4 separate regions of the Homo sapiens genome follow, and all the other regions are linked to region 2. Evidence: chromatin contacts called from ENCODE Hi-C or POLR2A ChIA-PET data. All regions are on one chromosome and are shown on one strand. The core of a region is the stretch at or near the end of the contact, and the rest is flanking DNA. Distances in the headings are between cores, read along the strand shown. Region 1 holds the start of RAB14 (RAB14, member RAS oncogene family). Region 2 holds the start of RC3H2 (ring finger and CCCH-type domains 2). Region 3 has its middle 39 kb from the start of NEK6. Region 4 has its middle 61 kb from the start of NEK6.

Evidence for each region. A loop is a pair of places that touch in the nucleus more often than their neighbours do. ChIA-PET counts read pairs that join two places held with the same protein, here RNA polymerase II (POLR2A). Pooled maps may share reads with other maps.
Region 1: a map of CD4-positive, alpha-beta memory T cell shows a loop between it and region 2 (16-fold over the local background). The contact joins the promoter of RAB14 here to the promoter of RC3H2 in region 2. A Hi-C loop is called at or near these places in 1 of 168 maps with a recorded cell type or tissue (CD4-positive, alpha-beta memory T cell), 3 of 37 single-sample maps with no recorded cell type and 8 of 50 pooled maps.
Region 3: a pooled map shows a loop between it and region 2 (2.5-fold over the local background). The contact joins the enhancer-like site here to the promoter of RC3H2 in region 2. A Hi-C loop is called at or near these places in 3 of 37 single-sample maps with no recorded cell type and 7 of 50 pooled maps. POLR2A ChIA-PET finds 5 or more read pairs at or near these places in 1 of 52 experiments (activated B cell).
Region 4: a loop to region 2 is called in a pooled map, with 4 times the contacts of the local background. The contact joins the enhancer-like site here to the promoter of RC3H2 in region 2. A Hi-C loop is called at or near these places in 2 of 37 single-sample maps with no recorded cell type and 6 of 50 pooled maps.

What each region holds. Positions count from the first base shown.
Region 1 is chr9:121,199,342-121,206,399 of GRCh38, reverse strand. It overlaps RAB14 (RAB14, member RAS oncogene family), which reads left to right and starts at 4,531. Exons shown (of 8, transcript NM_016322.4): 1 at 4,531-4,761. It also overlaps a transcript of GSN not described here and the pseudogene RN7SL181P. RefSeq lists enhancers at 3,950-4,109, 4,380-4,599, 4,418-4,917 and silencers at 4,610-5,079, 5,100-5,349.
Region 2 is chr9:122,902,026-122,909,254 of GRCh38, reverse strand. It overlaps RC3H2 (ring finger and CCCH-type domains 2), which reads left to right and starts at 3,896. Exons shown (of 21, transcript NM_001100588.3): 1 at 3,896-4,145. ZBTB6 (zinc finger and BTB domain containing 6) reads left to right here. Exons shown (of 2, transcript NM_006626.6): 2 at 1-1,199. RefSeq lists a silencer at 3,792-4,441.
Region 3 is chr9:124,215,787-124,222,466 of GRCh38, reverse strand. No RefSeq gene overlaps it. Among named protein-coding and RNA genes, the nearest start is that of NEK6, 39 kb to the left of the region's middle. RefSeq lists enhancers at 3,358-3,717, 4,288-4,447, 5,357-5,436. Within about 2 kb of position 3,651, at least 16 of the 41 ENCODE cell types and tissues checked have a DNase peak (open chromatin) inside an H3K27ac peak, as active enhancers do.
Region 4 is chr9:124,193,332-124,200,431 of GRCh38, reverse strand. No RefSeq gene overlaps it. Among named protein-coding and RNA genes, the nearest start is that of NEK6, 61 kb to the left of the region's middle. RefSeq lists an enhancer at 1-16. Within about 2 kb of position 2,896, at least 9 of the 41 ENCODE cell types and tissues checked have a DNase peak (open chromatin) inside an H3K27ac peak, as active enhancers do.

The sequences.
Region 1 (7,058 bases), core at 3,282-5,781, 1.7 Mb after region 2:
TTTTCATACCCAGAGACGAATGAGTCTCATGCCCTTGATTTTGATTTCTTTGTCAACCTACTAAATTTTGAAGTATATTAATTGCTGTTTCTGTTTTGGTTAATGTCGACAGCCATACCACCATGACCGCACCTGATCTCAACTTTTTTTGGTTAAACTAGCTTTTTTGACCATTTCTTTTTAATTAAATTATGTATCACTGGAAGTTAATCAACTACATTAAAATATATTCGTTTTTTAAATTAGGTAGAACACACATGTGGTAATAAAATTTAGAGTACAAATTGTATTAGTTCTTCTAAATCTTCAATACTGCTTCAGGAATTGGGACACCAGTATTTTAAAGTCTGAGTGTGGCTCGGTGGCAACTCCAAAACCACTAAACAAAAAAGATTCAAGCATAGGGGTAGGGGGGAATCTCCAATTCAAGATAAGCCTATGAACCAAAATTCACAAGCATAAGAGGAAAATGAACAAATAAAATTAAGCCTATAATGAGGAGATGAATTAATTTTGTTTAAATAAACACAACAGAGAGATCTGAAAATGACTTTAATTGTTTAGGCTCTGGGAAGAGATGAAGGATAAAATAACATCTACTTTTTACAAAACAATTTATAAAAATACAAGCAGAAATGAAGCCAGAGCAGGTGACAAACAACCTGCACACCTGGAGGATTCCAGGCATCTTCCCAGGAACAGGTGACCCCTCACACATTTGCTATATCTTCCAGCAGATGGTTAGCTTGTGTCATTATGCCACACTCCTCTCTGATGGACACTTCTTTGCCGTACTCCAATCTGGGACTAGAAAGTCAAGGTGGGAGGAAGGGATAAGGGGAAGCAACTTCAGCCCCTCTTCATCTAAGGTTCTCCCCACACCATCCAAAGCCCCTCCAGTGCTGTCTCTCTCCATCTGTGTTCTCCTTTGTGCAGGAAGCAATAGGGCAGAGCAGATCAGTGCTGCCCAAACAGATAGATATCCAGGGAGTTGTCAGTCCCATCTTCCTGCAGGCACACCCAATCCTCACTGGTGATTCTTTTGGAGCCCCTCTCCTTTGGTTCTAGATGAGGACACAGTCTCCATGAGGGGACAGAAAGAAGGCGTCTCTTTCCATGACATTACAATTTCCCTAAAGGCTGACTTCCCTCCCATGTCTCCAATCTTTCTTTCCACAGATTACTGGTGATGGTGTGTCTGTGGGGATGGGGTTGGAAATGGGGAATAGGTGAGGGAGTAGTGGAGTGGAGGTAGAAGTTGGTCAAGAGCTGACTTCTTCAACAACTGCTCTTCAAATTCCCTGCTAGAAGGTAGCTGGCCCCAGCCACTGGCAGTTTTTTCAGTGTAGAATGTGAGCTCCTTGTGGGCTTTTTATTTTCAAGTTTGGGCTTCAGCAACAGATCCAGGACAATAGGAAGAGATGTATACATGGAATAAACCCCTCTCAATGTCTAGTTACATAAACATACATGTCTTCTTTGCCCTCCTCTTATAGTTTAACAAATGTTGGCATACTATTTAGTTTTCTGCACCTTGCTTTTTTCCCTCCAAGTATTTCCTAGACATTGTTCCATATCAGGACATATACATGGGCCTCATTCTTTTTGATGGCTGCATAGTATTTCACAATATAGATGTACTATAATTTACTATTACAGCTTTCTAGTGATAGACATTTAGTTTGTCTCTAGTTTTTTGTTATTACAAACAGTGCTGCAGTGACTATTCCATGTATACATCTCTTCTTATAGAAACAACTTTTTAAAAAAGTTAAGTAGAAACCCCAATGGATGTTTGGCACCCAATGGACAGTCCCTCTTAATTATGCTGCAACTGGTCACATACACTCTCCTCACTTTGAAAATTCTGGGACTTATTAAAAGAATTGACCATTCCTACTGTTTTTTAATTGCATTCCTTAGCATGTGATAGGCACTCTGCATCCACAAGAGTGTTTCTGTTCAAAGCTGCATCAAAGTGTAATGTCTTTCACATAGGAAAGCAGCAGTTAGGGACCTGCATTTAAGCTGGCTATTGTGAAACAAGAGCAAATAAGGGAGGAAATGGAATAGGGCTTAGTACAGCCCTGAGGTCACATGTTGCCAGATTTAAGTCCCACCCAATTTTCACCTAAACGACTTTAGATCTGTATGACACTCAGTTTTTTCATTCATAAAATGGGGTAAATATAGTACTGACTTCATGCGGATGTGGTAAGGATTAAATGAGAAAATATGCATGATTCTTAGGACAGTTGCTGGTACATAGTAAGTGTTGAATAAACATCAGCTATACATAAAGATCTCCCTTCAGGTGATAATGGCTATAAGGAAACTTACTAGCCAGGTCTAAGTTCATACCTGGGCAATTAATGATCATTGGTTCACAGTTTTCTCCTTTACTTGGCACAGGCAAATTTCTTAGTTTCAAAAATGTTAAAGTGTGACAACAAACTATACTTATTAAAGAATGTGGAAATAGAAGCCTAGACCTCTAGGGTTGCAAAAGGATTTCAATATCACCTTAGATTAGATTATCATGTAATAATCATTTCCATTTCTTATTATATACCAGATATTTTGCATATACTATCCCATTTAATTTTCACAAAGACCTATTTGAGAGAGATATTACTATTTTCATATTGCAGAAAAGACTGACAATCTCAGAAATCAAGTGACATGCACAACTGCATACCATTAGATTATAGAGCAGGAATTCGAACCCAGGTCTCTGAAAATATGAGATGTACAAACTGGCACACACTTTTACAGTGAAATCTCACTTGTTCATGGCAGAACCAGTTCATAAAAGGTCCTGAACGCTAAGAGAAAGATTGATTTAATTTGGGGGTGGGGAACTAAGGCAGGGCCACCTTATCCATTAGGCACAGTACAGTATGCACAGGGCTTAGGGCCTCCAATACTTTTAGGGGCCAACAAAAATGAATATTTATTTATTTTAGAGACAGGGTCTCCCCATGTTGCCCAGGCTGGAGTGCAGTGGCTGTTCACAGGTATGATCCCATTACTGATCAGCACGGGAGTTTTGACCTGCTCCATCTCCGACCTGGGCCGGTTCATCCCTCCTTAGGCAACCTGGGTGGTCCCTCCCTCCTGAACTTAAGTGCAGACACTCTATCTAGTGACACAGTGCACTACAGCCCAGAACTCCTGGGCTCAAGCGATCCTCTCTCCTCAGCCTCCCCAGTAGCTAGGATTACAGGCGCAGACTACCAGCCCTCCTTGCTTACGTTCCTTTTTTTTTTTTTTTTGAGACAGTCTCGCTCTGTTGCCCAGGCTGGAGCGCAGTGGCGCGATCTCGGCTCACTGCAAGCTCCGCCTCCCGGGTTCACGCCGTTCTCTTGCCTCAGCCTCCCGAGTAGCTGGGACTACAGGCGCCCGCCACCACGCCCGGCTAATTTTTTTGTATTTTTAGTAGAGACGGGGTTTCACCGTGTTAGCCAAGATGGTCTCGATCTCCTGACCTCGTGATCCGCCCGTCGTGGCCTCCCAAAGTGCTGGGATTACAGGCGTGAGCCACCGCGCCCGGCCGGCTTACATTCTTTTAAAGTCAGAAGAAAAAAATGAACTTTCAGGTCAGAGAAAATATTTTGTTATATAATATTGATACGTCATGTTTATATCAATGCAGTTGTAAAATATGTTAAATATTTATACATATATTTAACTTACATGTGTGTGAAATATATGTGTGTGTGTAATGTACAAGCCACAAGGCAAAAGTGCTCAGGGTCCAAGAAAGTCAAAACGTGTCCCTGCACCCGAAAAGCACGAAACCTTCTGGGGCAGTGATTATGGCAGAGCAAGTTGGAAGATGGCAGGTGGTAGACAAATTGTGAAAAATATCACATTTCTCTCACCCTGTCAAAGGCAACCCCAAAGTGAAGTCAAAATAGAGATGAAATGCAGGGTCACTTCCTAGCTGCGTGATCTTGGACAAGAGAGTTGACCAACCTGAGCCTCAGTTTCTCCATGGATACAATGGGGATGCGTGCCTCCGACGTTTGTTGGACAGGACCGGTATATACGAAGCATACAGCGGTATATACAGTAAATGCCCCCATAAATACACGTTGAATGAATGCAGTAAATGCATGCTTAGCATGGTGGCCAGTATACGGTAAGCGTCCAATAAGTGGTAAATGTTGGCTTTAAAAATTGTTCAAAAGTCTCCACGAGCGACAACCCTAGTTCTCCAAGACGCAGGCGCACCCCACCAGGTTCCACGCAGACCTGCGCAGTAGCTCCCCCAAGAGGCGAGGACACGCGACTGCGCTTGCGCATACGCGCTTTCCACCTTCCCTCCGGGCGCGAGCGCCCGTGGGGCGGGCCTCAGCGGCGGCGCGACAAGTCCAGAGGTGAGGGCTGAGGAAGGGGCGTGGCTAGCGGGCTGGCCTCAGCCACCCTCTTCCGGGCTCCGCCAGCTGCGCGCGCATCTTCTCCCCCTTCTTTTGTGGTCCGGCCCATTGCGAGGGTGACAGGAAACCCTGTGCAGGGAGCGCCGCCATCTTGGACCAGCCCGAGGAAGATACTGAGGGAGCACAGGAGCAGTCACCGCTGCCACTGCTACTGCCGCTACTGCTGCCGGCGCGTCTGCACCTCTCGGCCTGCCAGTGTACCTGCCGGCGCCTCGGTCGACCGCCCCCGCCCCCTCTCCCGCTGCGTCCGCACTCCTGTTCCTGGTCCTGACGCCCCCCTCCCGCCCGGAAAGCTGCCCAGCCACCAGCAACCCCCCAGGTAACCCGGGCCTTCCGTAGTGTCCGGCCGGCTGATACCTCCTCGCGCCGGGTTCTTCAGAGGGGCGTGTGTGGGGACGGTGGAGACTGGGCCGCAGGCGGGCGGCGCCCCGGGGCCAGGCCCCGTCAGGCCGTGGCTAGCCCGTGGGTCGGCGGTGAGCGCCGCGGCGCCGGCCTGACAGGACTCCTGGGCGGGGGCGGAGGTGTCCCCTGCGCGGCTCCGGCCTGAGCCTCCTGCCCTCCCCAACCGGCGGGGCGCTCCGAGGCGTGCAGGGAAGGGTGTGTTCCGGCCTCGCCTTCCCCGCCTTCTCGGCGCGGCTGGGCAGGACCGCATCTCCCGCGGGCCCCCCTCTCGCCGCTGTTCCCCGCGGCCGCAGCCCGCCCCCGCAGGGTGTACCCACGCGTGCCGCGCCGCCCTGCAGCCCGCAAGCCCCAGACGTGGCGGTCCCGTCCCGTAGGCCGCGTCTGGCTCTGAGTACAAAGGCAGCTCTTCGCAGCCCTCTTGGCGTCTCGGGGCAGCTCCGGTGTCCTTGTCGATGTGGGGAGCCCGGCCCTGCAGCCGGGCCGGGCCGGGGCCGGGGTCTGGGTCTGTGCGCCTGTGCTTGCGATGTCCTGGTTTTGGTGCGTTCCTGTGAGGCCCGTGGACAGCCTCTACGGCCCTGAACCTACAGAGCATCTAGAAATAAGAGAAAGTTGTGGCATTTCTAGAATCTAAGAGAAGACGACAGAGCTGGAGTGTTTTAAGCGTTTTAACTGTGGGCCAGGTACATATTTATGTATTTTTGTACCTATTTATCTTGCCCCGCGTAGCCCTCGGAGATAAGTTGTCTCCACTTCATAAGTGAGGAAACTGAGGCCTAAAGTTGTGATGTGTGTCTGGCTGTTGATGGTACATTACAAACTGGCTTCGGCTCACACTGTGGCTGGTGGTTTCTGTACTACATTCAAAAATTAGGCTAGGGTTACAGACATGACCATTTATAATGTAGTTACAACTTTATTCCTTTTTTACTGTGTTCGCATTGGATGACAGCTGATTACCCTTTTATGACCTAAAGTCCATAAAGTCAACCACTACACTGGCAAATCCTCATGCTTACAAACCCCAAAGGAGAGATGCCAGGATTTCAGTTTCATATATGAAGAAGAAACGGGTTCCAAGAGGACAGGTGCCTTCCTGGTGACCCCACAGCAAGTGTCAGAGCCCAGATTTGAACTCTTGCAAAGTTTACTGCTCATTTCGTTACTATCCCAACTGCCTTTAAAAAATTCTTTTATTTTTCTAAGGTAAATATTGTAGAGGAACAACTGCCTTTTATTTAGATTTGATTGTTGAAGACAAACTTGACCTTGCAGTAATCCAGCTCCTACCCCTTTATTCCCCCAAGCCTTTCCAAATTTTTTCTTCCAAGTTCTGTTTAGGCAGTTTTATTTGATCATGCCTAGAGGTATGTCGTGGTTAAGAGTTTTGGAGTCATACTGTCAAGGGTTCTCCCTCCAGTACTGCCACTTCCTAGTTAAGTGATCTTAAGCAAGTTACTTAACCTTTCGGACTCAGTGTCCTTATCTATAAAGGGGATAATTGGACCTGCATCTTAGAGTTGTTGCTAGGATTAAATGGGGTTTAAAGAAAGCCCTTAGCACATTGCTTGGCATATAGTAAATCAGTGCCTGTAACAGTGCCAGGCACATAGTGGGTGTTTAATATCTTTTGAATGAATGAGAGAGGAGTATAGCTTTGGAGAGCTACATGTAGAGTTAAACCTGGGCCTTAATTCTAGCTCTCCATTTAGTAGTAGTATGACCACGGGTAGATCACTTCGGTTTCCTTATCTGAAAAATGAGTTTTTAGGATTAGAGACTGTTTATAAAGTAGCTGGCATGTGTTAGGCCCTCAATAAATGGCAGTTATTGTAAAGACGTAAAACCTTAGATTATAATAGCTATTAAAAAATCCCTTGAAATTAAAGCTACATCTTAAAAAGTTGTTGCTTTTTTTGTATTACAGTTAAACTTTATCATTGTTGCATACTTCAACTTTGCAACAGAATTTGGAGTGTTCATTTTTATCAATATCAAATATCTTTGCATAGTCACAGTAAGATATTGTGCTAGTGGAGGAAACTTGATTAAGGTAAATAAAATGTGAAAACTTGGGCTATTGAGAGATGTTTCATGTTTTTTAAAAGAGGCTTGAAACATTTTTATGTGGTAAAAAATGCCAGGCATGGCTAAAGACAACAGTTTGACAAATAGAAGTATTAGAGGTACTGTACTTGACTTTTAAAAAGCTTCTTA
Region 2 (7,229 bases), core at 2,647-5,146:
TTTCTATTGAAGCCCTTCTGTATTTTAAAATGTAATATACTTTGTACCATTTATAAAAATTGTGTGATGAATGAATCACATGTTCGTTGTTATAAGTGTTAACCTTTTTTTGACAATTTTGTGGGAAAGACATTCTCCACTGAATTTTAACTTTCCTTGAGACTTTCAAGAATGCAGGTCTCGTTTGATGAAAAAACCGACTTCATAACCCAATGTTACTAGTTAGCGACATTGTGCTGAATTTCTCCTTGAACTTTTTAACTTTATATGTAAAATAACTTTGATCTTGGTCATTTGAAAGATCATTTCCAGGTCTAAAATTCCATGATTTTGTATTTAATTCTTCCTGAGAACAGAAGAGGGGAAAGCAAGAGAGGACGGTTTTGTGTCTTTATGAACTTTGTTACTTAAGTACTCCATTGGAGACATAATTTTTCTAATTAGTGGATCTTTTTCCACTGGAAAGTGTGATAGCTCATTGCTAATTTTTCATTCATAGTTCATTGCTTCCATTTGACCTAAGATTGGCCATTTGTTGGTGTGAAAATATTTTCTTTTCAGAAATAGTTTACTAGTGATTGAAGTACTTTTCTTATTTTTGCTTCCTATTATAAAATGGCGTGGGGGGAAGGGGGAAGGATGGAGATGGGAGGAGAGGGTAAAAGAATAGTACTCTGATTTTTTAAGAATTAGTATCTACTATCTTGGATATTTGAAAAAAAATTGGTTGAAACTATGTTTAAGTTTTATGTGTGCCTTGTAAGATTGTTGTAAAATTTTTTGTGAGCACTTTGAGATTTTTGCTGGGGGAGGGGTGTTTTGTGAAAGTGATGGTTATTATTTATATTATTTATTCCTGTTCAGTAGCACGGAATGATCTCCAAACATTCCTAGGAGAGTGTCTGTTTGCATGATATGTCTAAAAATTTTCAGGAAAATGGAATCTTTTTTTAAAGTTCAGGTATGACAAAGTATAGAATTTATTCATTTAACATATTCACATTTAGTTTATGTTTCTGATATGACAGAAAAATGAAAAGTGTTTGAGTTCAGCCTCTTCATTTACTCCATTTACATATAAAAGATCTTGAAAAGGTAGTTGTTACTTCGTTGTCAGAGAAAAACACTTGCCCTTTTTCCTGGGATGTAACTATCTTACATGTTTACATAAGAAATAATAAACTGGAGGTGGGAATGGAGAACAATGTGTTTTGTCTTCATCTTTGAATTTTAAAGGATACAATTTAAAGGATACAATTTCTCCTGACTATACATTAATCATTCATCTAGCAAATACTTCCTGAGTCCTTACAATGAAATATAAGTTAGGTATACAGACAAAAATTCCTGCTCTTGTGAAACATCTTAGTGAAGGGAGACAAACAGTAAACAAGTAAGTAAAATCCATGTATGTCAAATTTTGAGAAGGAATTTGGAGAAAAATCAGGAATAGGGAGTACCAGAGAAGGGGGATGGAATTGCAATTTTAAATATGGTGGTCAGCGCCGGGCGCCGAGGCTCAGGCCTGTAATCCTAACACTTAGGGAGGCCGAGGCTGGCAGATCACTTGAGGTCAGGAGTTTGAGACAAGCCTGGCCAACCTGATGAAAACCCTTCACTAAAAATACAAAAATTAGCCGGGCATGGTAGCGCTTGCCTGTAATCCCAGCTACTCGGGAGTCTGAGACAGGAGAATCCGTTGAACCTGGGAGGCAGAGGTTGCAGTAAGCCAATATCGCACCGCTGCAGTCAGCCTAACTGAGGGAGCAAGACCCCATCTCAAAAATAAATATGGTGACCAGGACACCTTTGAAAAATCTCGGATTATCAGAAATATATATTCTTCTGTCTAGTGAAATGTAAATATATCCAGTAGAATAGAAAAATTTGGCCTGGACTGGTGGCTCACGCCTGCAATCCCAGCACTTTTGGAGGCCGAGGCAGGCGGGTCTTCTGAGGTCAGGAGTTCAAGACCAGCCTGGCCAACATGGTGAAAACCCGTCTCTACAAAAATACAAAAAAGAAATTTAGCCGGGCATGATGACGGGTGCCTGTAATTCCAGCTACTGGGGAGGCTAAGGCAGGAGAATTCCTTGAACCCAGGAGGTGGAGGTTGCAGTGAGCTGAGATCACACCATTGCACTCCAGCCTGTGTGACAGAGTGAGACTCCGTCTCAAAAAAAAAAATATGTACATATATGTATATATAATGTGTATGTTTATATGTGTATATATACTTATATGTATCTATATATGTGTATATATATTTATATGTATGTATATATGTATATATGTGCATATATGTATATATGTGTGTATATATATATATACACAGTAGGGTGGAAAACAAATATGTACATGTAAATTACCTATCACTGTCCAGTTGAAATTACTGAAACAATTATTGGTTGTTAACAGTTCTCTAGGCCTGGCATATGTTTCATAAAGAGAAGAGAACGAAAAAGATAATGTGTGGAAGAAACGTCTTCGATGTGGCCAATGAATCTTTTTTCAAAAACACTGATTTTTGCCTGTCATTCAGACAAATATAATAGGTAATAACTATATATTTTGTTAAAACTGTAGAAGCAACCTTTCCATATTCTAATTTATCGTAGGTTTACTTCGATATTTTTGTTGTTGGGCATCTGATTTCACATTGGAAAGTGCCTTGAGTTTAATTACAAGTCATGGTCATTTTTTTTCTTCTTTTTTTTGTTGAGACGGAGTCTGGCACTGCCCCCCCGCCTGGCTGTAGTGCAATGGCGCGGTCTCGGCTCACTGCAACCTCCGTCTCCCGGGTTCAAGTGATTCTCCTGCCTCAGCCCCCCGAGTAGCTGGGATTACAGGTGCCCGCCACCACACCCGGCTAATTTTTGTATTTTTAGTAGAGCCAGGGTTTCACTATGTTGGCCAGACTGGTCTCTAACTTCTGACCTGGCGGTCCACCCGCTTCGGCCTCCCAAAGTGCTGGTATTACAGGCATCAGCCACCGCGCCCGGCGTCATGGTCATTTTCTAGCCTACATTCTTTAGTTTCTCATCAGTAACAAGGGGTACATTGTATCTGTCTTCTAGGATCACTTTGCTAATTAAATGAAATGTAAATAAAACTAAAATATTTAAAATTAAATATCACCTAACACAGGACCTGCCTGACACATACTAAGTAGTTTATAAATGTTAATTCTGATATCCCTATTCCAAGTCTGTTTCATCTATAAATTATAAACTGTAAGAATAATTCTTACCTTAGTTCGCTGTGTAAAAAGCTTCAACAAATATTTGAGATATGATGCCAGAATTTGTGCTTAAATTTTTTATTTTTGCCAGCTTTTGAGGAGCTCAGAGCTTTCTTCCCCCCCTCCCCCCCCCACTTTGGACTCTTTGTCTAGAAACAGAGTTTTCTCTTTAATAAAGAAGTGAGATGTGGAAGTGCCTGCCAAATACATGTTTTCTTCTTGTTTTTGTAATGGGGAGATTACTTGACATCTTTGTAAAGGGATTGAGGGATCCTGTCGGCATGTCATCACAGGAGTGTGAAGAAGAATGTGACACAGATGTATCAGATTCTGCTCAATGGATTCCACGCTTTTCACGAAGGGAGTTAAGACACTCGCTCAAACCAGCGTCTAGGAAGCCGGCTCAAGGCGCAGATGAATGTGCAGGGAATTTCCCATCAATCCCTTCGGCTTGCCTAGTCCTTCTCACAGTACCTCCCACAGTGCTCCGGGGCTCCCTTGTCACGTGATCGGGGTGGATCCGCTGAGGCAGAGGGAAGTTGATTCGCAGTTTGGGTGGCTGGGGCTACTACGCTTTCCTTCCAACTCCCGACTCCCGGGCTTGCGTAATCTCGCGTTAAGTGGGGAGTAACTTCTCGCGAGAGCTAGATCGGGATCCCTCCAGGTCCGCCTCCGTGGTGAGGAGGAGGAGGAGGAGGAGGCGGAGGTGGAGGGAGGAGGAGGAGGCCCCGTCGCGGCCTTCGCCGCCGCCAACGGGGCTGTCCCTGTAGCTCCCGATGGAGTTTGAGGTCGTGAAACCTCCGCCGAGCTCTGCCCCGGCGAGACGAGGCGCCTCCGTCGCCAAGCCGCGCCGTCGCGGGGCTCCCGGGAGCGGCCCTTAGCGACCCCGCCCGGGCCCCCTCAGGTAGGGCGGGGGCGGGCACGATGCGGCTCGGGCCCCAGCCCGGGTGCCTGGTCCCCGGCGGTCGGGCGGGAGACCAGTCTCAGCCCTGGGGCCTGTGCGCTGTCGCCCCTGGTGCCTCGAGGGTTGGGAACTGAGGGCCGCACCTGACACTCGGATGGAACCCGGGCCCTGCGGAGGCCCCTCTCTCTGGTAGGGCTTTTTCGATGCGGAGCGACCGGCTCAAATGGCCACCTTCCTTCGACACTGGCCGAGCGGACGCCTCTGACCCCTAACGAACCCACCCAAGCAAAGGCCCGGCTTCACTCTCCCTTTTCTACACCAGTTAGTAAGGGGGTTTGGAAGAGGTCCTCGAAACCAAGTCTTCTCCTAGCTTTTCAGCTTTCTGCCCTGGGGCTTCCCGAGACCCTAGCGTAGAGGGTGGTGGAGGCGATCTGAGTGGTAAATAGGAACCCCGGCCAAACAATGCCCTGGGAGGGCTTAACCTCCCAGGATGGGGACGGCCGGACCTGAGTGGTTGCACAGGGGTTGTGGCTAGGAGCAATGGCATGAAACACAGCCAGGAAATTCTGCTATGGCTTTCTTCTTTCCCTCTCTCATTTTTCCTTTTTGGTGTAGCCTCTTGAGGAGACTCTTCCACCATCTTAGAAGAATGGTAGAAAGCATCTTTGTTTCCCAGAGAAGCAGCTGTACTTTTTTCTATCCTTAGCTTTCAGGATGGGAGAAGATGAGGGTAGCTGTCATTTCCATCCTTCAAATCCCAAGGCAGCCGTTTAAGATACCGGCAGATAAATCCTTCACACCAAAATTGACTCAAGTAATCACTGGCATAAAGTAAATCTAATCCAGTGATTTATTTATATTTTCATAACCCTTGGGTTCCCTTTTTAATTCCTCCTCTCCCCTTACCCACGGCCTTCCTTTTTTTCATTTCTACTCTCCCCCTACCCATTGTGGGTGGGTGAGTTTGTATCCCAAATAAAGTGCTTTAAGTAATCTTTTTTCCAATTTTGTATTGGCCAAACTTTTAAGTTCCAGTAGGAACTTTTGGTTAACCTGAGAAAGCTAACGTTGCTATACCACAGTGGTATAAAGTCACTCAAAAGCAAAGAAACAAATGTTAGCCAGTGCAGCCTTTTAATGGTTAAACATACAAACTTAGTTAAAAGCTTTTTACGATATTAAGAATATTAATAGATTCTCCTTTTTAAAAAACCTTTTAGCTGTCTAAAAAGCTATACCACTGTTGTAGCTTCACATGCCTTTCTTACGTTGTTTACTTCCACGTTCAATTTTTGAAGAAATAGAGGTCGTTACATCCTGTTAAAGACTGCTTTTCAATATTGACATTTTCGTTGATTTGGAGATTAATGTTTTCAAAATTTTAGAGTTTGGAAAATTGCTAGGAGGACAGAATGTGAAACATATTCTAGTTACGTTTAGAAAAAGCAGATGTTATAATTCAAACAGGCACTTGTTCTATGAGGATTTAATTACACTCGTGTTCATTAGTGGATCCTTTGAGTTACCCCTGATCTGTTATTTCTGTTGTGGTAACCTGACATGTAAGAAGACTTACGTCCTTTGTTCATATATTTTTGTTAAATCATACTCTGCTTTTGTAATTTGCTGTCTTCCACTTTGAAAAAACCAAAAATTTGCATTTTGGCAAAGCATTCTTCTTTACACTCAGGATTTTATATTCAAAAGTTGAACTTCTACATTGTTTGCAATAGCTAAGAACGCTAAAAAAAACTTCATAACAAGGTTTTAGTAACTACTTACTGTTTAGTTTGTACCGTGTTGAAGTTTCACTTTTTAGTGATGGAAAAAGGAAGCATGGGTAAAATAAAGCTAGCTGAAAATTAAAAATAAGTTCATGTTTTGCATCCAGTCTCATGAATGTTATGATCAGCGTCTCTAATTTTACTAAAGCTTTAAGTGTAAGTGTGAGTTTTACCTCAATTTCCTGATAAAAGTTCTAAGTATTACTTTATAATTTAAATATTCTAGAGTTGCACTGTCCAGTACTAGCCAGTGGCCACATGTGACAGTTGAAGATTTGAAATGTGGCTTCTGTGAATTGAGATGTGCTTTAGGTGTAAAATACCAGATTTCAAAGACTTAGTACCAAGATTTTTTTTAATATCTCAGTAATTTTAATATTGACAACATGTTGAAATGATATTTTGTATAAACTGGGATAAATAAAATATATTACTAAAAATAATTTTAGCTATTTTAACTTTTTTTTTTTTTTTTTTGAGACAGTCTCTCTCTATCACCCATGCTGGAGTGCAGTGGCACCATTCGGGTTCACTGCAACCTCTGCTTCCAGGTTCAAGCAATTCTCATGCCTCAGACTCCTGAGTAGTTGGGATTACAGGAAGGCACCACTACACCAGGCTAATTTTTGTATTTTTAGTAGAGATGGGGTTTTGCCATGTTGACCAGGCTGGTCTGGAACTCATGACCTCAAGTGATCCACCCACCTCCCGCCTCCGCCTCCCAAAGTGCTGGGATTACAGGCGTGAGCCACCACGCCTAGCCTCTTTTAACCTTTTTTAATGTGACTACCAGAAAATTAAAAATTACTCGGATTATAATGGCTCACATATTTCTATCGGATATTACTGTTGTAGATCAGCATTACTCTTCCAAGAAATATGTTAGTGGAATAAAAGTAGATGTATAAAAACCCAAAACTTCCAGATAGATTATCCTGTTACAATCAGAATAATTAAAGAGCTAAGGACTTTGGTAATATGAAGGATGAAGTTATCCATTGGCTATGATTTGATAGGCAGAAGTAAGTTCTATCTCAAAGAAAGTATTTTTCTCGTCATCACTAATATTAGTTATACTTGTTAAAATAGAAAGTTGGCTGGGCGCGGTGGCTCACGCCTGTAATCCCAGCACTTTGGAAGGCTGAGGCGGGTGGATCACCTGAGGTCAGGAGTTCGAGACCAGCCTGACCAACATGGATAAACCCCATCTCTACTAAAATTACAAAAAATTAGCTGGGCCTGGTGGCGCATGCCTGTAATCCCAGCTACTCCGGAGGCTGAGGCAGGAGAATCGCTTGAA
Region 3 (6,680 bases), core at 2,402-4,901, 1.3 Mb before region 2:
AACGCCTAGAATTTACCTCAGTCCCTGGCTGAGGGACAGGAAGCTTTGAAGTGACAGATGAAGCTAGGGACCCAGATCCTGGGATAGGGCAGGCCCAGCAAGGGCCTGAGGGACCCACTGTCTTCCGTCTGGTGAGCCACCACCATGGGCTGGAGGGAGGGGACTGACTGATGGGACCTCTGCCGGGGAACCTGGAAGGGCAGATGGGAGTGGGGAGGCCAAGGTGGGAGGACATCTGTGAGCAGCCTCCAAAAGGAATCCCAGAGACACTAGGTGGGAGGCAGTACCACCCCTCTACTCACAGAAAGGAGTCTGTCCCCACTCCTTTGTTCCTTAAGGAGTGGAACCCTGGGGCAGCTGTCTTGACACAGAACGAGCCTTCATTCCCCTTAGGGCTGGTTCCAATATTTGAGGCTCCAGCCTGATTTTCAACAGATGCTGAAGGGGAAGGAATGGATACCCTGCTGAATGCCTCCCCTGTACTAGGCACTTTGCTAGTGTGCCAGGAAGGGCTTCTTTGCCCCCTTCACTACTTTCTTCTCTCCCCTGGTTCTCGACAGCTCCACCCACCCTTTGTGCAATAAGTCTTCAGGAAGGTGAAGTAGAGAGACAGCAGAGTAGCGCAATGCTACTCCACCTATGTCACAAGAGACAGTCAGTGGTAGCATGAGAAAGCTTTGCTGTCTTGTAGTAAGTTTACTGCAAAGAGCTAGAAGGAGCTAGAGCCTCTTCCATTAGTCCCGCCTGTGACATGCCCTCAGGGGTCTGATGCTGCCCCTCTAGGATAAAAACTCTGTAAGTGGAGAAGAGAGAGACAATTCTTGGGCCAAAGATGCCCGCTGTAAAATTCAAGGCCAGTCAGAAAAACAGAAACCACTCTAGGTATTTCCAACAGAGGAAATTTAATATAGGGAATTGGTTACCTGGAAGAGGGAAGAGCTGAAAAGCCAAACAGCAAATGGTGAGGCAAGTGCTTGTTCCACAATGGCAAAAGGTGCTACCACTTAGGGGTGGAGAGACAAAAGGAAGAGGCAGTGATACTGCCCAGGAGTAACTTGAATCATCAGAGCCACCTGGAGACTTGGAACTGCAGATGACCGGGTGGTTCTAGAGCAGCCAAAGACACAGAAGAGAGCAGCCTGTGCTGGGGAAAGGCCACTCCCACTCCCTCCCTAAGCAGAGGGAGGGAGAAATACCCAGATTGTCCCCTCCTCCCATGCTCCAATCTCCTGCCAGTGCTTCCCCTTGGCCCAACCTAACAGGAAGCCAGTTGGCAAAGGAAACTGGGAAAAGCAGTTTGCAGGAGAGGGGCAAGCACACAGGACTGCCCAGCACACTTGCCCACGATGCACACTGCAGGGGCTGAGAACGTGTTGGGAAAAGCAAAGAAATACTTGGCAGTGTCCCCAGGACTCTGGGGATATGATTAACTGTTGATCAGAGTTTCATGGACTGAACACACATACGCTTCCAGGGAACACACTGAACACACATACGCTTCCAGTGTGACCTGCTCCGTGAGTGTGGCTTCAAATTGTCTCCACCACAGGCCAACAAATTTAGGACAAGCCTCCCTCCCCATGCTGCAGTGGAGGAAACGGAAGCTTTAGGAAGAGAAGTGCCTTCTACAAGCTCCACGGCTGGAAAATGGGCAAAGTCAGGACTCAAACCCTGGTGACTCCAGGGCCCCAGGCCTGGGAAAAAGGTGAGAAGTCAGGTGTCAGGTGTTACCCTTGGGAGCAGATGCTGGTTATTGATCTGAGTTGGAGGCCCTGGGTAAAATTCTGAGAAGGAGAGCGGCGTTGAGCTTGAGTGAGGCTGACTGGGGAGAGAGCTGTTGATGGTGAAATGGGAAGGGGGCATAGTGTAATGGTTAAGGGTGGGACTTAGGAGCCCAACAGTTTGGTTCAGATCAGCTCTGCCATTTACTAGTTGCGTGACTTGATCTCTCCATGCCTCAGTTTTCTCTTCTGTTAAATAGGAGTCATAGTGATCACAGTACTTGCTTCATAGAACTGTCATGAGAACTAGCGTGTTGCATAAGCGATTGCTAGGATCATTGTTGAGTCCTTACGCTGAGCCAGTACTCTACCAAACACTCTACCTACATTATCCTATTTCATTCTTAAAAACAAAATATCGGCCGGGCACTGTGGCTCACGCCTGTAATCCCAGCACTTTGGGAGGCTGAGGCAGGTGGATAACGAGGTCAGGAGATGGAGACCGTCCTGGCTAACACAGTGAAACCCCGTCTCTACTAAAAATACAAAAAATTAGCTGGGCGTGCTTGCAGGCGCCTGTAGTCCCAGTTACTTGGGAGGCTGAGGCAGGAAAATGGCCTGAACCCGGGAAGCGGAGCTTGCAGTGAGCCGAGATCGCGCCACTGCACTCCAGCCTGGAAGACAGAGTGAGATTCTGTCTCAAAAAAAAATATCGGCCAGGCGCGGTGGCTCACACCTGTAATCTCAGCACTTTGGGAGGCCAAAGTGGGCGGATCACCTGAGGTCAGAAGTTGGAGACCAGCCTGGCCAACATGGCAAAACCTCGTCTCTACTAAAAATACAAAAATTAGCCGGGTGTGGTAGCACATGCCTGTAATCCCAGCTACTAGGGAGGCTGAGGCAGGAGAATTGTTTGAACCCAGGGGGCGGAGGTTGCAGCAAATCGAGATCACGCCACTGCACTCCAGCCTGGGCGACAGAGGGAGATTCCATCTAAAAAATAAAAAAATAAATTAAAAAAGGTCCTTTTTATTCCCATTTTTACATGTGAAAATACTGAAGCTCTGAGACATAAAGCAACTAGGTTGAGGACGAGCATCAGTAGGAAGTAGAATATGACTGCAAAGTCCTATCCCTGGGCGGCTGCACCATTCCCTGTTTTGTTTCTCAGTCCTTCCATTGGAAGACAAGCCCCTGTATTAAATCCCTTCTGTTCAAAACCTAGGGCATTTCAGGCTTCCTGATGAGATGCTGCCTGATACAGTAGTTACTGTTTATTGTGGGTTTCCTGGGAACGGGCACTCTTCTATGCACTTTACATACAGTAATGTATCTAATCATGCCCTGCTCATCCTATGCATTAAGTGCTATGATCTCACTCGACAGCAGAGGAAGGAGAGGGGAAGCCACTTGCCTGGGATCCTGCAGCTCATGAGGGGCAGAGCTGGGGTTTGAGGACATGAGGTTCAAATCCAGAATCCACATCCTGACCCATGGCAGGAGACCACCCTACTTGCTGTTGGCCATCACTACTGCCAGGCAGCAGCCAGCCCACCAGAGCCTGGCCCTGGTGGCAACCAGTTAGCCTCTGTGACCTCCCCATCTGACTCCATCTTCCCCCTCTGCTGTGGACCTTGTCTAATTTCTACCCACTTCAGAGACTAGGACAAAGATGGCATCTCCAAGGCATTCTCTTCTCCAAGCTGAAGACCCCTGTGTCTGGGAGGGGCTGGGAGGTGAGGTGGGGCCTTCCTGGAGGATACTAAAAGGGCTCCTAACCCTGGTGTCTCTTCCCTCCCAGCCTGTCCCTCTTATGCCACTCATGGCATCAATCCGTCCAGAGGGACACTCCGATGACTCACCCACCACAGCACTTTCACTTCCTTCTTCTCCAGAGGAGGCGTCTGACCTGCTGCAGCTGCACTGAAGGGCCTCTTCTCAGGGGCTTCCAAGGCTATAGGGGGCGGCCAGGGGCCCTGCTGCAGCCTTGAGGTCCAGGCCTGGGGCCTAGAGTGCTGCCTCTGTAGGGAGCAGAGTGACCGGAGGGGCTTTGGGCCTCCTTGCTAGAGACTGGCTTCAGCTGAACCCTGTCCAAATTGTCAGTCACCCTCAACACCCATGCAGGGTTGGCACACAGGGAGATGGACCTTGAGTTTTTTTTTGAGACAGAGTCTCACTCTGTCGCCTAGGCTGCAGTGCAGTGCAGTGGTGCGATCACAGTTCACTGCAGTCTCCACTAACGGGGCTCAAGCAATTCTCCCACCTCAGCCTCTCGAGTAGCTGGGATGACAGGTGCATGCCACAACGCCCAGTTAATTTTTGTAGAGATGGGGTTTTACCATGTTGCCCAGGCTGGTCTTGAACTCCTGGGCCCAAGCGATCCGCCCACCTCAGCCTCCAAAAGTATTGGGATTACAAGGGTGAGCCACCATACCCAGCTGACCTGGAGTTTTAAAGCTGGAGTTGTATCTCTCATACTTCCTGATGGCATTGAAGGGACCCATATTCATTCATTCACTCATTCATTTACTCCTTTATTCCCTCATGTAACAAATCTGTCCTGGGCTTCTATATACCAAGCAGTCCCTAGGGTACCAAGAAACCAGGGCTCGCCCTCTGCCCATGAGGAGCTCATGGCCCATCTATGGGTGGGGGTTGTGGGAGTGGCGGGTAGCAGGGCGGATCCATAAATAGAAAACCCCGGTACAGTGAAAGCGGGCCTTGGAGAGGGCTGGGGAAGCCCAGGCAGTGCAGTGGTTGTGGTTAAGTCACAGGGCACCGCAGGGTGGACCTAGGATTTGTGAAGTCTGAAGCTTTTCAATTTTGGAAGCCCCATCTGTAGAAACAGAATACAAAATTAGATTCAAAAGCATTTATTTAGAAGGAGAAAACAAAACCCAAGACAGTATCAAGGGCTTGGAGATACTTCTGAGATCCCTTCACACAGTTTACCAGAAATGTTTACATGGAAATGCTTCCTCATTACAAGCTGGTTTCCCTCTCTCCCTAGAGTACTCTATAGCTCCCAGCTACTCCAGGGGTGCTGGGAAGGGCAAGGCTGAAAATGAAGCTTTGCTAGGGTCACAATGCAGCCTCCTTGGAGCAGGCAAGTTGCACAACACTGATCCCATCCCAGTCTCAGAGGATAGTGCATGGTTCAATGACCTAGCTGTGGAGTCAGACCTGGGTCACACTCCCCACTCAGCCATTTTCTGACTATGCCACCTTGGGGAAGTTGCTCATCTCTGAGCCTTGGTTCACTCGTCTGTAACATGAAGCTATTGATAGAACCACACATTGTGTTTTTGTAAACATTCAATGAGATCATCCATGCAGAGCAGTTCATAAACATGAAGCACTGGATGAACGCCACTGTCACAGTGAATGCCACTATTCATGATGAAGGTCTGTGGCTGTCTTGTCCTGCCTCTCTCTCTCTCTCTCTCTCTCTCTGTGTGTGTGTGTGTGTGTGTGTGTGTGTGTGTGTGTGTGTGTGGTGGGTGGTCAGGGAAGGCTTCCCAGAAGAGGTGACATTGGTGTTGGGCCCTAAAGGAAAATGTAGAGAAGGGCATTCCAGGCAAAGAGAATGGTGCATGAAGTGACTGGTGTCTTGAGGAAGGGAAGAAGCCCAGCCAGCCAGGAGCAACCTAGAGGGATTCTCTAGCCTCTGGGTGGCCATATTAGGGCTGGGCCTGAGCTTCCCAGGCCCTCCTGGTTGCAGCCCCAAGGCTGCAGCCTGGCAGAGGCCAACTGTTGTGTCTGGGTGGGTGGGGGGTGCCCAGCTTGGTCTCTGCTATGCTGGCAGAAGTTTCAGCCTCTCACCTCTCTGCCTCCCCTGTTTCCGGTCCTCCACTTCCTTCCCCTCCACAGACCACAGAGGCGTTTCAGAGGAAGCTGCTACTTATTTTAGCAGTAATCCCCGGACACCCCCACCCACAGCTGCCCCTGGCCCCCTTACAAGGCACCAAGTCACCCTCTGAGCCCCAGCCCACGGCACTCATAAGTGAGGAACAGGCCCTGTCCCCGGGCCAGCCCTGTGCACCCCTTCCCCACAGCACAACAGGGAGCCTTGAAGCTGGGAGATGTGGCTCCAAGTCCGGCTGTGACACTAACTTACTGTATGATCTCCTGAAGTCCCTTCGCCCTGCCAGGCCATGTCCCCATCTGTGACATGAGGCCCAACGGTGGACAGGCCCCGACCTCTGGGCAGAGTATGGGAGTGGGGTAAACATGGGTGCTCTGCCACCCTGCCCCTGGTCTTTCATCCCAGCTAGAAGGATCTGAGAGAGAGTCTTGGGGTAGACTGGAGTGGGGAGCCTGAAGACAAAAGAATCAAATTCAAACTTACCTATGAAAGTGAATTTGTATTCCAAAAGGGCCTGTGCAAGTGAGGAGCCCCAAAGCCGATGCTTTCACAGTGCTATGGCAAACCTGCCTTTAGACAGTGTCCTCAAGTCCTCAGGAGACGGTGGAGAAACTGAGGCTCAGGGAGCGGATGCCACAGGCCCAACACGGTCACATAGCTGGTGAATGGCAGACCAGGATTTGAACCCACGTTTGTTAAAAATCAATGTCCGACTGGGCGCAGTGGCTCATTTCTGGAATCCCAGCACTTTGGGAGGCTGAGGCGGGCGAATCATGAGGTCAGGAGTTCGAGACCAGCCTGGCAAACATGGTGAAACCCCGTCTTTATAAAAATACAAAAATTAGCCGGCGTGGTGGCGGGCCCCTGTAATCCCAGCTACTCGGGAGACTGAGGCAGGAGAATTGCTTGAACCTGGGAGGCAAAGGTTGCAGTGAGGCGAGATCACACCACGGCACTCTGTCTTAAGGAAAAAAAAAAAAAGGTCCATGTTTCATCCACTACCTGCGACAGCCTCTGGAGAGCTACCCCTGGGTGGGGAGAACGTCAGGGAGGCAGAAAGAGAGACAGAGAGAGACAGAGAGACAGAGAGGGCC
Region 4 (7,100 bases), core at 1,647-4,146, 1.3 Mb before region 2:
GAAGACATAACTCCCGGCCCTGCAGCAGCCATCCATGACCTTTGGGGACAGGCTTGAGGACAAAGTGAACCTGCCATGAACACATGAACTAGTCAGCTGTTGCTACAGTAATGCTGCAAACAGCCCTCCCCAAACTCAGTGACCGATGCAGTCTTGTCTCAGGCTCCCAGGTCATAGGCGAGCAAGTTGATGTGGTTTAGCTAACCTAGAATGGGCTGGCCCCCGCTGCGTCAGGCTGCAGGCTGGGCTCTGGTCTTCCCCCAATGTATTTATTCTGGGAACCAGGCTGAAGGGATGCTACAGCTGGGATGAATTCTTCTCATGGCAGGTCTCAGGAGTGCGAGGGTCTCAGTCAACTCACATGAGCACATGTAAGGCCTTGGATGACCAGTCATGGTTGCTCATGCCTTTAATCCCAGCACTTTGGGAGGCCTAGGCAAGTGTATTGCTTAAGCCCAAGAGTCTGGGACCAGCCTGGGCAACATAGTGAGACCCCCGTCTCTACAAAAAATTTAAAAATTTGCTGGGCATGGTGGTGGGCACCTGTATTCCCGGCTACTTGGGAGGCTGAGGCAGGAGGATCACTTGAGCCTAGGAGTTTGAGGCTACAGTGAACTATCATTGTCCCACTGCACACCAGCCAGGGCAACAGACAAAGTCCCTTTCTCAAAAAAGCAAAAAAAAAAAAAAAAAAAAAAATAAGAACTTGACTCACATTCCAATTGCTGATGAGAGTCACATGACCAAGCCCAGCACACCATTCAGGATGTATACTCACCCAGGGCAGGTGGAGGCCTGTGAATATTTATGGACCAGTACCCCAACCTATCATACAGCCATGGACATAACTGACCCAGGAACAGCCCTGCTGGCCTTCAGTTTTCCCCTCTGTGAGACAGGAGTGTCTACCAGTCGAGTTAGAGTTTTTCTATTTGTAGCCGAGATGGAAGCTGGGTCGTGGGGTGGCGTGGGTGGCTGCAGGGCCTCCTAGGGGAAATGTACCATGAGAAAATATGGATTCTGGAGTAAGCAATAGGGCCTGAACAAAAAGGAGAGTTCCAGACTTGAGGTGGTGGCTGGGACTTGAACCCCCAACCCCATCCTCCTGCCGAGGTGTGTGCTGCACCCAAGGGAAAAGCTAGCTCTAGGTTTTTGAACTTAGAAAGCAGCTTCATCAACTTCTGCATTGGGGCTTAAGCACCTCCAGGTAGAGACCTCCTGAGTGAGCATAAAGCTTTCCATCACAGACCCAGGAGCTGCCCAGGTCTTAGGGGCTGGAGCTGTCAGGAAGGGTCTGGCGCTGGGTCAAGGCACAGGAAAGGTCTGTGTGGAACAGAGGCTGGTGCAGCAAAGGCTCAGGGGCCAGGGCCTGGGTGCGGTGGCTCATGCCTGTAATCCCAGTACTTTGGGAGGCCAAGGCAGGTGGGTCACCAGGAGTTCAAGACCAGCCTGGCCAACGTGGTGAAACCCCAGCTCTACTAAAAATACAAAAATTAGCTGGGTGTGGTGGTGGGCAAGTGTAATCCCAGTTACTTGGAGGCTGACCTGGGAGAAACGCTTGAACCTGGGAGGCAGTGGTTGCAGTGAGCCGAGATCATGCCACTGCACTCCAGCCTGGGCAACAGAGCAAGACTCTGTCTCAAAAAGAAAACAAAAAGCAAAAAACATGCTCAGAGGCCAGCCCAGCTGAGGTGCCCTGGTCAGATTCATAGGTCCATGGAAGACTCCATTTGGGAACAACCCGAACTCTCTTGTTGGGGCAGAAGGTGGGAGATTTGTGGTAGACTAGGGTTCTGGGACAAGGAGGTGGGCCTTGGGGCTGGGTGCTGGATGTGCCTCTCCACGTGATCTTCTTGCACCCAAAGGACATGGTGAGGCCTGTTCAGCCTTATGTCATGGCCTGAGGTTCCCAAGTTCAACACCCACATCTTCCATAGATACAGAAGTCCCCAGTGGTCAGCCTCCAGTAAGAAGAGAGTAGGCAGCGGGGAACGCTGGCTTAATAAATAAGAAAATAACAAAAATAAGAAGAAACGGGCCAGGTGTGGTGTCTCATTCCTGTAATCCCAGCAATTTGGGAGGCTGAGGTGGGCAGGTGACTTGAGGTCGGGAGTTTGAGACCAGCCTTGCCAACATGGTGAAACCCCGTCTACCAAAAACACAAAAATTAGCCAGGTGTGGTGGTGCATGCCTGTAGTCCCAGCTACTTGAGAGACTGAGGCAGGAGAATCACTTGAACCTGGGAGGTGGAGGTTGTAGTGAGCCGAGATCACGCCACTGCACTCCAGCCTGGGCGACACAGCGAGACACCGTCTCAAATTAAAAAAAAAAAAAAAAAAGAAATGACATCAACAGTTGCATCTGTCCATAGTGTGTAGCGCAGCATTCAAGGAGATCCCTGAGGCATCTGGGGTGTCTGATATCCTATAGGCACCAAGGCTTCCTTAATGCTGCCCCCACCTGATTTTAGAGTGGGGACCGCAGAACAATGTCTGGTCCACAAAGAGCTCAGCCAGGCTGACCACGGAGGCTCAGTGGACTGAGAAGATGGTCAGAATGTGTGGTTTCAACAGCTAAACCCAGACACCCTGGTGTGCGTTTCTCAAATTAGCGATATGTGGGTGGTGGTAGAGGGCAGTAGATCTCACTGGTTGTAACCACAAGCATCCTGGGGCCGTACTGGCAGTGGGGGAAGATGGTGGAGGTAGGGGAAGAAGGGAGGAGTGGGGCAGGTAGGCGAGGACCACGGGAACTGTAGGACTTTAGGGAATTCAGATGTGTCATAGTCACTGTGGCCAGCAAGGCCTTGGGTCCTCTGCCCACACAACTTCATGTCGTCTTGCAACCACCCCACTGGGAGGGGCTGTTACTATCATTTCACAAATGAGGAAGCAGAGACTCAGAGACGGGAAGTACCATGTGCAGATATGAAGGGAATGGAGCTCAGCTAGCAGTCTACGTGACCGTGGCCAAGGGGCCAAGAGGACCAAAGCTCAATTCAGGTCAAAACCCGTCTCTGAGAGGGTCCAACTGGGCAGGCAGGTGTGGTGGGCATCTGTGCTCCTGGCCAGCCCTCCAGCTCCCTTCTCTTGTATCCTCCTCTCCCCTAGGTGGAACCTCAGGGGCCATATTTGTACCTCTCTGCTCCCCTAGCGACAGCTGATTAGACCAGAGGTGCAGGCTGATTTGAGCTGAGCCAATCAGCTTCTTTCTCCTGTGACTTTGGCTTTGAGAATCAGGGATACTGGGTTGCCTTCCTGGCTGGTTATTTGAAAGGAGGCATAAAGCTGGGCTGGACTGGCTGTGTTTGGCCACTTGCTCATAGAATGGCAGAGAGAAGACTCAATCATGGAAAGGTTGAAATGCAGTTATGGGAGGGAGAGACAGAGACAGGCAGAGACAAGATAGAAAGAGGCAGTCATGCAGGAGAGATACTGAGACAAGGCGGGGAGCGGGAGAGGGAGAGAGAAAGGAAGGAAAATAAGAAGGAAGACTGAGATAAAGAGAGAGATAGTCACAAGGAGCCTAAGACACTACCTCCAGATCTCCTGACAACTTTCTGGGTCCCTACTCCTGCCTTCCTGAAGCTGCTCCATGTCCAGCCTTGGATCTCTGGGACCCTCCTGTTTTAATAAATTCCCTTCTCTTCTTGGGCTGTTTTGAAGAAGCTTTCTTTCTTTTATTTTTTTTACTTGCAATTAAACCCCCTGACCTCATTGCATTCAATCTGTACATTGTTTTGGGAGTACAGATATTAATAATATTAATTCTTCTCATCCATGAGCATGAAATAGCTTTCCACTAATTTAGATCTTCAATTTCTTTATCAATGTTTTCTAGTTTTCAGTATACAAATATTACACCTCCTTGGTTAAATTTATTCCTCAGTATTTTTTTAATGCCTTTGTAGATAAGATTGCTTTCTTGATTTGTTTTTCACCTAGGCTGTTGTTTTTGTGTAGATCTGCTATTGACTTTTGTGTGTTGATTTTGCATCCTATGACTTCGCTGAATTTATTTATTAGATATAACAGGGTTTTTTTGTGTGGAATCTTTGGGATTTTCTGTATATAGAATCATGTCATCTGCAAATAGAGATCATTTTACTTCTTCCTTTCTGATTTAGATGACTTTTATTTCTTTTTCTTGTCTGATTGCTCTTGCTCATACTTCCAGTACCATGTTGAATAGAAGTGGAGAGAGTGGGCATCCTTGCCTTGTTCTAGATTTCAGTAGGAAAGTTTTTGATTGTTCCCCATTAATTATGGTGTTAGCTGTGGTTTTTTCATAAATGGCCTCTATTATGTCAAGAAACTTTCTTTCTATGCCAAAACTGTTAAGAGTTTTTATCCAGAAAGGATGCTGAACTTGGTCAAGTGCTTTTTCTGTTTCAACTGAGATGATTGTGTGGTTTTTATCTTTCATTCTGTTAATGTAACGTACCACATTGATTGATTTGTGCACATTAAACCAGTCTTGCCTGTCAGAAATAGACCCTACTTGGTTATGACATGTAGTCTTTTTTGTGTGTTCTTGATTTTGGCTTGCTTATATTTTATTAGGATTTTTACATCGATGTTCATTATAGAGATTGGCCTGTAGCTTCATTTTTTTGTGTGGTATCTTTGTCTGGCTTAGGTATTAAGGTGATTCTGGCCTCATAACAAGTGTTTGGAAATATTTCCTCTAGCTCTATTTTTTTGGTAGAGTTTAAGAAGAACTGATAATAATTCTTCGAATGGCTGGCCGAATTCAGCTATGAAGCCATCTGGTCCTAGGCTTTTCTTGGTTGGAAGATTTTAAATTACTTTTTTGATACAGTTTGGATGTTGTCCCCACCCAAATCTCATATTGAAATGTAATCCCCAGTGTTGGAGGTGTGGCCCGGTGGGAGGTGATGGGATCATGAGGGCGGATTTCTCATGAATGGCTTAGTACCATCCCCTTGGTGCTGCCCTCACCATAGTGAGTGAGCTCTCCTGAGATCTTATCATTTTAAACTCTGTGGCACCTCCCCCTCTCTCTCTTGCTCCCGCTCCCACCATGTGAGAGGCCTGGCTCCCCCTTCACCTTCCGCATAATTGTAAGTTTCCTGAGGCCTCCCCAGAAGCAGATGCCAATATTATGCTTCCTGTATGGCCTGCAGAACCATGAGCCAACGGAACCTCTTTTCTTACAAATTACCCAGTCTCAGATATTTCTTCACAGCAATGTGAAAATGGCTTAATACACTTGTTCAATCCCTTTGTTATTAGTGTGTTCAAGCATTCTATTTCCTCCAATTCAATCTTGGTAGGTTACATTTTTCTAGGAATTTATCCGTTTCCTCTAGGTTATCCAAAATGTCCATACCCAAAGCAATGTACAGGTTTAATGCAATGTCTATCATAATTCCAATGGCATTTTCACAGAAATAGAAGAAACAATTTTAAAATTCAGGTGGAACCACAAAAAAACCCTGAATAGACAAAGAAATACTGAGAAAGAAACATAAAGAGACATCGTACTTCCTGATTTTTTTTTTTTTTTTTGAGATGGAGTTTTGCTCTTGTTTGTTGCCCAGGCTGGAGTGCAGTAGCACAATCTTGGCTCACTGCAACCTCTGCCTCCCAGGTTCAAGAGATTCTCCTGCTTCAGCCTCCTGAGTAGCTGGGACTACGGGTGCGCACCACCACGACCAGCTAATTTTTTGTATTTTTAGTAGACAAGGTTTCACCATGTTGGCCAGGCTGGTCTCTAACTCCTGACCTCAGGTGATCCACCCACCTCGGCCTTCCAAAGTGCTGGGATTACAGGTGTGGGCCACTGTACCTGGCCTGATTTAAATTATATTACAAAGTTACAATGATTAAAACAGTATGTTACTAACATAAAAACAGAAACATAGACTGATGGAACAAAACAGAGAGCCCAGAAATAAATCCAAACATATATGGTCAATCAATTATTGATAAGAGCACCAAGAGGACACAATGGGGAACAGATAGTCTCTTCAGTAAATGGAAATCCAAATGGAAATTTGGATTTCCATATGCAAAAGAATGAAATTGGACCCTTATCTTATACCATATGCAAACATCAATCCAAAATGGATCAAAGACCTAAATGTAAGACCTAAAACCATAAAGCTCCCAGACTCTCCTAGACTCTTCCTGAAACCATAAAGTCTCCTAGACACAGGGGAAAAGTTCCTCAGCACTGGCCTTGGCAATAATTTTTTGGACATCACACAAAAATCTCAGGCTATAAGAACAAAAATAAGTAAATAAGACTACATTAAAAAAAACTTCTGCACAACAAAGGAAGCAATCAACAAAATGAAAAGACAACTAATGGATGGGGAAAAAATCATTGTCAACCACATATGTGATAAGGGATTGACATCCAAAACTTATAAAGAACTCTTACCACTCAATAGGAGAAAAACAAATAATCCAATTTTAAAATTGGGCAAATGACCTGAACAGATATTTCTCCAAAGAAGATATAAAAATGGCCAATAGGTATATGAAAAGGTGCTCAAAATCATTATCATAAGGAAACGCAAATTAAAATTACCATGAGATAGCACCTATAGTAAGGATAGCTGTTATCGCAAAGACAAGTGACAGCAAATGTTAGAGTGTGGAAAAAAGGGAACCCCAGTACAATGTTTGTGGAAATATAGATTAGCACAGCCACTATGGAGAACAGTGTGGAGGTTCCTAAAGAAATAAAAAATAGAACTACCACGGGACCAAGCAATCCCTCTTCTGGGTATATACCCAAAGGAGATTGTATTAGTCCATTTTTGCATTGCAATAAAGAAATACCTGAGACTGGGTAATTTATAAGGAAAAGAGGTGTCATTGGATCACAATTCTGTAGTCTGTACAGGAAGCATGGTGGCATCTGCTCCTGGGGAGGCTTAGGGAACTTTTACTCATGGTGGAGGGACAAAGCCAGAGCTGGCATCTTACATGGCAGGAGCAGGAGGAAGAGAGAAAGAGAGAGAGGGAGGAGGTGCCGCACACTTTTAAACAACCAGATCTCGTGAGAACTCACTCACTATACAGTACGAAGGGTGCTAAGCCATTCATGAGAACTCTGCCCCCGTGATC